Regions from separate parts of the Mus musculus genome. Here region 2 is linked to region 1. Evidence: chromatin loops called from intact Hi-C (ENCODE). Cell type or tissue: heart. All regions are shown on one strand. Region 1 has its middle 51 kb from the start of Acer2. Region 2 holds the start of Acer2 (alkaline ceramidase 2).

Region 1 (5,000 bases):
TGTGTGTGTGTGTGTGTGTGTGTGTGTGTGTGTGTGTGTGTGTGTGTGTGTGTGTGTGTTTGTGTGTGTGTGTTTATGTGTGTGTGTTTATGTGTGTATATCCATGTGTTTCTGTCAGTTTTGTTTCCCTGTGTTGACCAGTGGCTTTCTCTGGAGTAAGACCCTCCTGTTCCCAGCTTAAGATCTGTGCCCCCTCCTGTTGGGGACACAAATCCTTTGGCTCTGCCAGGTCACCCAGAGAGACGAAAATCTCAACCTGTCCCACTTCAAGAGCAGGGCACTTGCTTGTTTACTTGCTTGAATCCTGCTCACAGTCAGGGTTGGTCACTGTATGGAGGCAGGAGGGGGTCAGGCCTCTCATCCAGGCCCCCCTGTCCTCTAAGCAGAATGCACACAGGGAAGAGGAAACACTTCTCCCAGTGAGGATTCGCTCCACTCTGTCTGATCTAAGCAACCCCGGGGAAGGGGAAAGTTCCCCTGGCTGAGCTTGAAGGAAAAGAGAAAAATCCCCTCCTTTGTCTTCCATGATTTATGTCTCCTTATTAATTGATGGTCCATATAATTGAAAAACTCAAAACCCATCATTCTCTGAAAAAAAAAGATAGAATTTCCCCCACAGAAACCCCCACACCCCCAGATGAGATCAGTACCAGATAATGCAATCTGGACAGAGCAGATTTTCCCTTCTGTTCAACACTGACCACGGAGACTTTAAACAATTTTCACTAGGTCCATTTTTAGAAGGATTAAAGATAGCTGCTAAAATGTTTTTCATTGTCACCCAGTCAACTCCAGATATTATTTAAAAGTAATCAAAGATGATGATGACAATGATGATGATGATGATGACGACGACAATGATGACGATGAGGAGGAGGAGGAGGAGGAGGACTATGATAGTGTTTAACAACAGAGAACTGATTGGGACCCTTTATACAAACTGAAAGCCACTGTCATCCCTTGAGCACTGTCCCAGAGGACATCTTACCTTCCTTGCCCCTGACACACACCCCTCAAGTCTGTTTGCATGTTGCTTTCCTATCTAAGGAGACTTTGCTCAGCAAGGCCTTCCTGCCACCATGTCTCTTACTCTGCGAACTCATTGATGAAGTCATGTTTGGACCAGTGACCTCCATGTCAACCCCGCATGCTTCTGGGAATACACACCAGGGTGTCACACGCACCAACACACACCAGGGTGTCACACACACCAACACACACCAGGGTGTCACACACACCAGGGTGTCACACACACCAGGGTGTCACACATACACACACCTGGGTGTCACACACACCAGGGTGTCACATACACACACCAGGGTGTCATGGCATAAATGGGACATGGGTGACAGGATAGTTGCACCCCCCAAAACCCCAACTTCCAGAACAGAGGAACTTTATGCCAAGTGAACACCAAACGAACTCCACTACTTCCTATCCTGCTTACAAATCCCTCTTAGCATCACTGTGTATTGCCACAGCAAAATGTGCCTGAAATACACACCCAGCTGGACCCAAGAGGATGAAAGGTTAGCATGGACCCTCCAATGGGAACCATGAAAGTGTTATAAGAATCTGGGTATGCATGTTGTTTGTATGTGTATGTGTGTGTGTGAACCATGAAAGTGTTATAAGAATCTGGGTATGCGGGCTGGTGAGATGGCTCAGTGGGTAAGAGCACCCGACTGCTCTTCCGAAGGTCCGAAGTTCAAATCCCAGCAACCACATGGTGGCTCACAACCACCCGTAATGAGATCTGATGCCCTCTTCTGGTGTATCTGAAGACAACTACAGTGTACTTACATATAATAAATAAATAAATCTTTAAAAAAAAAAAAAAGAATCTGGGTATGCATGGTGTGGGGGGGGGGGAATCCCACATTCTTAGGTGATGTAGGAAGCATCTTATAGAGACCTTGGAGTGGATCGAAAGCCACCCCCTCCCCACATTCACCCAGATCCAATGTGACTTATTTGGAAATAGGTGTTTGGGACCAGGTGCCTTCTAGAGCCATGTAGAGGCCCACACTGTGCTGCCTCCACCTTGCATGGTTTCTCCGTGTAGCCCTGGCTGTCCTGGAACTCACTACATAGACTGGGCTGGCCTTGAACTCCTGCTTCTAGCTCCTGAGTGCTGGGATTAAGATGTGTGCTACCACACATTTCTCAGAAGATTCGTTTAATGGGACAACGTCAGAAAGCTCAAAACATGCCAGGAAGAAGACAAGGGCAGACCAGGCACAGAATGTACCTCACTCTGGCATTAACCTTAATTATTACTTAATATAAATCCCAGGATGCCCTGCGATTTCTGATCCTCACAGGCCTGTGAGCTGTCGGACAGGTACATTGGGCGTCTCAAGCAAGGGGAAACGTGAGTCCAGTTCCCAGCACTACAGAATAATGAAAAAGTAGATAAGCAGGACTCGCCATTCCCAGCACCCACATGGCAGCTCACAAACTTCATAAGTCCAGCTCCTGGGAATTTGATACCCTCTTCTGGCCCCCAAAGGTTCTAGGCACACATTCAGGCAAAACATGCACACATATAAAATAAATAACTCTTATAAAACAAACAAACAACAAGAACAAACAAACCTCTCAATAAACCAGGTGACACACACATGTCACCTCAGCCTTGGAAGGTGGGGACAGGAGGATCAGAAATCGCAGGGCATCCTGGGATTTATATTAAGTAATAATTAAGGTTAATGCCAGAGTGAGGTACATGAACATGCGACTGGGTCAAATAGGTAGGTAGATAGATGCATGACTGACTGACAGACTGATAGACTGACAGACAAAAATTTCCTCTGGACAACATCTATATTAAGACAGTTTTACATGCAGGAAAATATTTGCTTTACTACATTGAGTAAATTTTAAAAATTCTAGTAAGATCCAACACCCTAGACTATAACAATGAGTTACTGAGAAAAGAGAGGATGGAAAGAAGGCAGAGAGATAGTTGAAAGAAAAATCCAAGGAAACAAACATGTGCCCTGAGAAAACTGACATTTTGTCTGCCATTTGAAAAGTTGAGTTTGGAGACAAGCAGGCATCACTAACTGCAATACCACATAAGGTCACACGGTGGCGCGACGTCTCCACTAGTTTCTCTCCATCCTTCGGGCCCAGGGGTTACTCTTGCTTGCATTGTTCATAAAACAGCTAGAGAATCCCATAAAAGCCTTGTTTGTTTGTTTGTTTGTTTGTTTGTTCGTTCGTCTGTCTGTCCATTTTAATTTTTTATTTTGTGTTTCTGGCCCTATCTTTGGTCACTTCCACATGTACGCTAGGTGTCACTGGCCAGAGATGGTCAGAGACAGCAGTGCCACTTAAGGCAATAAAGGAAGATGCTATCAGAACCCTGAAAAGTGACAGAGGCCTGATACAGGCAGCCCCAACTACCCCACAGGCTGAGATGGGAGGATCTCTCAAAGCTGTTCTAGCCCAGCCAGGGCAATATCTTTGTCTCCTTGCCACACTCTCTCAAAAAAAACGTGGTGGAGGGGGGGGAGGGGAGAGGGAGGGGAAGAGGGCAGGCAGGATGGAAAACCAATTCTACCCAAACTGGTGGATGAAATGCAGATACTGTATTTTAAACTATAGAAAAATTCAACAGTATGAAACACAATATATGTCAAATCCAGTACCACAACCCATGATAAGGACAATCTAACAGTAAACCTGGAGAGAAGTCTTGCAGAAAATTAAGGTCCCTTTTTGTTCAAAACACCCTAGCCTGCCCTCCCAAGCCTTATTTAGTACTTGAAAGTCTTTAGATGTAATATCGACTCCTTCTTAATGATACCTAATAACTGTACATATTTATCAAGCACACCAAGATAATGCATGCATATGCCGTGTAACGACACAACCACATCTCTACCACTCCCATCCCAGTGACCAGCTAATATTCTTTGTGCTAGGGGCCTGAGAATTCCTCTCTCCCAGTTCTTCCTGAAATGTACATTACATTGATGTAAATTATCCTCACCACGCTGAGCCATAGACATTAGAAGTCTCTCTAGTATACAGCTACCTACCTCTGCTATCCCCAACCCCACCCTGCGTTCATCTCTCTGTAGCTGGGACAAACTGCTTGAGAAACAAAAGGGAGACAGATTACTGGTGACCCACTGGCTCTCACTCAGGGCATCAGCTGATAGAAGCACCCGTGGAAAATAAATGTAAGAGAATATTATTCAGCCACATGAAAGAATGAAGTCTTGGAATTTGTGGCAGTTGAGCTAGAGGTCATTAAGTGAAATAAGCCAGGCACATAAAAACAAATATCGCATGTTCTGTAAATTGAAGCTAAAAACAAAACAAAAACAAACAAACACAAAAAAACTAGACCAGTGTCTCAAAGAACGGGAGAAGAATAGCTGTCAGTGTGGAGAACCATTGTTATGGTTTGAGCTGAAAGCTCCTTTGTTGAAAGCTTGGCTGCAGACAGATGGGATTTGGGGAAGTGATTGGCTCACAAGGGCTCTGACTTCATCAATGAACTAACACATGGATAGATTCATAATTTGGTAGCCCTTTGGGGAGGTGGTGCAAACTGGAAGGCGGAGTCCAGCCAGAGGAAGTGTCACTGATCCTGCACCCTGGAAAGGTGCATTGTCCCTGGCCCTCTCCTCTCAGCCTCTTTCCTGCCCACCCTGAGTGGGCAGCCCCCTCCGCACTTGGTTGATCCTGCATCCTAACAGTTGTGAGGAGTTCTGCAATGGCATGGACCTGGGAGCACAGGGGCCTCTGACAGACTCACTTTACTTTGTTTGGACTGTTCAGGCTTGTGTTAGAGTCTTCTTTTAAAATTACCTTTTATTTGTTTGTTGTTGCTGTTGGTGTGTGTGCATGTGTGTGTACACATGAGAAGGTTAGAAAATAACCTACAGGAGTCTTTCTTTTACCGCATGGATGCTGGAGATTGAACTCTGGTCAGTGGACTTAACAGCAAGTGCCTTTACCCACTGAGCCCTCTCACCAGCCCC
Region 2 (5,000 bases), 52 kb after region 1:
CCATATTCCAGAGAAAATGTGGTGGCTTATTAATCCCAAAGAAAAAGTTTACCAGGTAGATGGGCTAGCTCAAGCAGCCACAAACACTACGGCTCTTTTACACAGCAGAGTTTTGTGCTCGGTGCACACAGTTCCAGTGGGATTAAACTGAAACAAAGAGGCAGCCAGATGCACAGGCTGTTTGAAAAGCCAAGATAGGAGGACCTCAAGTTTAATCCCAGCCTGGGCTAGACAGGAAGACCCTTGTCAGAAAGAGAAAAGTTAAGAGGAGGCGGTAGAAGGGAGGGGAACGAGGATGAGGGAAGAAGGAAAGGGAAAGAATATTCTCCCTGGGGGCTTTTCAAGGCTGGCTCAGAGCAACTATGCATGAGCTTTGGGGGACTTTATGACTGGGGCTAACCCTGGCTGAGAGCTCTCACACTCCACAGGAGAGTGCCAGGGGGTGAATGATCCAGCCTGTCATTCCTTGACTCTAGTGAAACCTTTAGCGTTTCTCAGCGGTTCTCCACTTGATACTGCTGGTGGATCTTCTCAGCTACCCCAGCTGCCCTGCTCCGGCCTCTTCTGATGGTGCCTGTCTATGTAGAGAGCATCATAAATACCCCACCAGGTTGGATAATAGGGAACATGTGGCCACTTTCACTAACTAGATCTTTCCCTATGTCTCTGAATGTCAAAGGTCTGGTTTCATTGAGCAACTAAGAAGTGGGTGTGGAGGAAAAGCCCTGGATAAGGCACGGTGGAGAATTCTGGGTCAGTCGCAGACATAGCAGCACATGGGCATGACAGCTCACTGCTCAATAGCCTAGTAATACGAACAAAAACGGGAGTTGGGGGATCAAAAGTAAAGGACAGGGGCATAAAAGGGACTAGGGGTCTATCCAGGCAATAATGCTTGATTCTTGCTGAGAACATTCTTTCCAGAAATCCGAAAGGGGAAAAAAAAAATCCTAAATAGCAATCTCAAACTCACAATGACTCAAAGAGTTCCTGTTTTCTCTGTTTGAACAGCAAAAAAAGATAAGCCAGAAAAATGACCATGCAAAGTCACATTGGATACCAGAGTCCTGAGGGATGGATGGGTTCAGGGGGAAAAAGCAGAAACATTTCCTCTCCTAGGGACAATCCTTCCCTCTCGCAAAGAACAAAATCCCAGGAATTCTGTAAATTTCTGCTTGTCCATATCTAGGGACCTAGGCAAGTCCAGAAAACCCACAGCTATCACTCCTAGACTTCACAGTCACCACTAGGAGCTGGCTCAAAACTGGACTCTAAAAGCAACAAGAAAAAGAACTCATAGGAAGTTACTTGATTCTGGACGAAAATAATTAGATCAACATTGTCATAGTTTAGTGAAAAGGACTTGCCGATTTGTGAGAGTGGACCCAGCCCTGGACATGTCCAGGGCTCCCCTTTCCTAGGGAGCCCAAAACAGGTACTCAGAGGAAAAAAAAAAAAAAAAAAAAAAAAAAACGCACAATGAGACCCAGGTGCGTCACGCCACAAAGATCCTAGGCAGAAAAAAGGGAGCTGCCCCTGTGAGCTCACGTCCCTAAATGACCCAAACTGGAAAAAATGGGTTGATGCGGACCCTTGGATCCCGGAGCACAGGAGCCAAACAAGACAATAGAGCCATAAAGAAGAAAATGACAGGAAGAGCTGGAGGAGCTCTGGAAAGGGACCGGAGAGGAGTGCAGAAATGGAGCTGGAAGAAGCGCCCGGAGAAGGGGGCGTGGAGTGAATCTGCCACGGACGTCCACGGTTGCTTCCAGGCGCCACAGACACGGGGATAGCTCCCTCCCTCCGCCCACCTGCCCCGCCGCTCCCCGCGTCCCGCACCGTGTTGTAGAACTCGGCAATGGCAGGCACGATAGTGTAGTTGTCCTCGCACCAATCCACCTCCGAACTGCCAGCCCGCAGGTGGTCCCACCAGTGCGGGGCGCCCATGGCCGCTCTGGAGCATCGGAGCAGCTTCTCTGCAGCGGCGACCGGCCCGAGCGGCTGCGAGGCACACTGTGCGTCTGTGGCTTTATGCGGTGCGGGACAGCCTCCGGATACGGCGCCTCCCCGCGGCCCTCCCAAGCCGGGCTGTGCCCGCCTGCCACCGCCGGGACACTCACGCCCCAGCCCCGCCCCCCGGAGTCCCGGAGCACGGCGGCCACGCCCACCCGGGGCGGGACCTGACAGGCTTGGGGAACCCCCAAGGGTAGGACCGGGGCTGGGGTGGAAGTCGGGACTCTCCGGTTCCACCGTGGTTGGTGGCAAAGGTCTTCGGAGTCGCTCTTGTCCGCGTGCGTCCAGGTTGTGTAAAGAACGCCAAAACGGCCCCTACCCTTTGTAAAAATGTAAAGTACGGAAAAACGCACAGAGACCCGGACCTCTTTGGACTCCGGGGTAGTTCGCAGCAATTTTCTTCACTGCACTAGGGACACCAATTCTCACGCCTAAGGAATATTCTTGTTCCTCTTGAAGGCAGAACAGCTTTACCAGACCCAATTCGTTGCTGGCTAGGATAAAAAGATTCTCAAGGCTGTAGCAACAGGTTCTCTGGACCCTGCCAAGCATCCTGGGCCACCCACACCAGGAGAGCATTTCTGTAGTACTGAATGTTTAGTCATTTATGGGTAACATAAGACTTGGGGAAACCTTCGGCCATCCCAACCCACAGAAGATGCAGGTAAGAACACACAAGTACAGAACGTAATACATACATAGTTGTATATAGTACATATAGTATTATGAGCTGGGCACTGTTGAGAGAGTGTTCGTTCATATGTCACTCATTAGGTGTCCCCGGTGGCATCCTGGGTAGCGGGTTCTGTTAACCTTTCTACCTTTCTCTTCCTCAGACACCCACACAGCCATTGTCTCCACGGCTGGCAGAAGCTGCCAGTCTCCACCTCCTGTTTACGAAATCCAGCTTTATTCCTTACAGGCCAAACCACTCCTGTGACCTCATTATCCCACCTTCTGTCCCCTCTCCCTTCTCTAGAGCCGGTTCTACTGAAGGTCTTCTGGAACCCAAGAAGAAGAACATAGACTGTGACCTCCTTCTAGGGTCAGTTACAGGCTAGCAGGAGTGAGCAGGCCAGAGCCACAAACGAAAAATGCACTATAAGGGCTCCCTGCACAGTAATGGCTCCCCCACTGTTGTATATTCAACACCAGCTGGTCCAGCAGAACTGCTTTCTCATGTGATCATATTTTTCTCCTCCCGATAGCTTAGGCAAAAATAAGCTGGGTGTAGTGGCACAAGCTTGTAATCCTGGAAAGAAAAACTATCCATTATCTATCTATCCAATATGATATAAAACAGTTACTGTGTATGGCAATTTTCTGAATTTGTGGTCCACGTGATCAAAATGTTTCTTGTTAGTACTGTAACATTATTTATCATTTGCAACATTTTTATTTTTGATTTTTTTTTGAAACAGGGTTTCATGCAAGCCAGGCTGGCCCCCAAAGTGTTAGAATTTATAGGCACATACCATCACATCCAGGTTCTCTCTCTCTCTCTCTGTCTCTCTCTCTCCCTCTCCCTCTCCCTCTCCCTCTCCCTCTCCCTCTCCCTCTCCCTCTCCCTCTCCCTCTCCCTCTCCCTCTCCCTCTCTCTCATCAGTGTGTATTGTAGCATTCCAAAGGCTGCAGTGTGATATATGACACCTAATAGAATTTACACATTCATAGGCATTAGATATGCCAGTTTAAATTCCTAGTATTGTAAAAATGTTGATGATAGACCCATATAAATAAAGGGTATTCAGGGTCCTCAGTACTTTTTAAAAAGACTGAGTCCTGTGGAAAGGTGTCTGTATGAGTGTGCGCGGTACTCATAGAGAATGCTATACAAGTCTATTCATGCAGAGAGAGTCTAAAAGCAGCTGCCAGGTATAGCCTCTCTCACTCTCTGCCTTTACCTTTTAGACAAGGATTCTTCCTGAACTTTGAGTCTGCATTTCCTCAACTAGGCTGGCAGCCAGTGAACCCCGGGACTGATCCTGCTTCAGTTCTCCTTGGAGCTGGGTTACAGCCATGCACCGATGCATGACTGTACATGTAGCAGTGTCTTACATGAGTTCTGGGATCTGAATTCTGCTCTTCCCAATTGCCTGGCAGCAACTCTTTACCACTGATTCATCTCTTTCCAGCCCCTAGTGTCCTCAATATTTTTAATTTTTTGTTTATTTTTATGTGTATGGGTGTTTTGTTTGCCTACATGTTTGCCTGTTCACTACATGTGTGCAGTAGCCATAGAGACCAGAAGAGGGCATTGGGACCCTGGAGCTGGAGTTATAGATGGTTATGAACTGCCATGTGGGTGCTGGGAATTGAACCTAAATCCTTTGGAAGAGCAGCCAGTGCTTTTAACCACTGAGTCATCTCTCCAGCACTCTACTGGAGCACATATTGTCAGAAACAATTCAGGTTTTAAATCAAAGTCCTTCACTGTCAGAGAGAATAAGCTCTTTTATCTTCTTGGTTCTTATGTAGGGTCTCTGGCTAGATTTAGGATTCCAATCAATACAAAACTGATTGGTTGACAAGAGAAAAACATAAAAGTTTTGTTAATTTCACATGTGCCTAGGAGTCTTCACAAGGGTGAAGCCTGAAGAAATGCTCAAAGAATGATATTTTTGTATTAAACTAGAGTAACAATATTAAAAAAAAAAAACAACAAGGTCTGGTGTCCTTAAACTTACAGTGATCTGCCTCCAGTACTGGAATTGAAGGCATAAGCCACCATGCCCAGCCCAAGAGCAATAACTTTATGTAGGGAGTGGACATTGAATCTAGGGCTGCGATTCTCAACCTGTGGGTTGCAACCCTTTGAGAGTTAAGGACCCTTCCACAGAGGTCACCTAAGACCATCTGCATATCAGATATTTACATGGAGACTCATACCCATAGCAAAAGTATAGTTATGATGTAGCAATGACAATAATTTTATGGTTGGGGATTGCCACAATATAAGGAACTGTATTAAACGTCACAGCATTAGG

The links. Hi-C counts contacts between places; a loop is a spot of excess contacts. Peaks named below come from ENCODE experiments on the same cell type or tissue, not always from the same donor. Only the 100,000 strongest peaks of a DNase experiment are listed, where the experiment ranks them.
Region 2: a loop joins it to region 1, with 4 times the contacts of the local background. A loop is called at or near these places in 23 of 42 quality-filtered maps.

The regions. Positions count from the first base shown.
Region 1 is chr4:86,923,363-86,928,362 of GRCm38, reverse strand. It overlaps a transcript of Acer2 not described here. Among named protein-coding and RNA genes, the nearest start is that of Acer2, 51 kb to the right of the region's middle. In heart, a CTCF peak has its summit at 3,085; no DNase peak of the experiment used is centred here; H3K27ac peaks cover 253 bases.
Region 2 is chr4:86,871,436-86,876,435 of GRCm38, reverse strand. It overlaps Acer2 (alkaline ceramidase 2), which reads right to left and starts at 2,022. Exons shown (of 6, transcript NM_139306.3): 1 at 1,840-2,022. The coding sequence starts at 1,947. In heart, CTCF peaks have their summits at 1,226, 2,059 and 4,249 (motif pointing right); a DNase peak (open chromatin) is centred at 2,045; H3K4me3 peaks cover 2,673 bases; H3K27ac peaks cover 2,283 bases; H3K27me3 peaks cover 354 bases.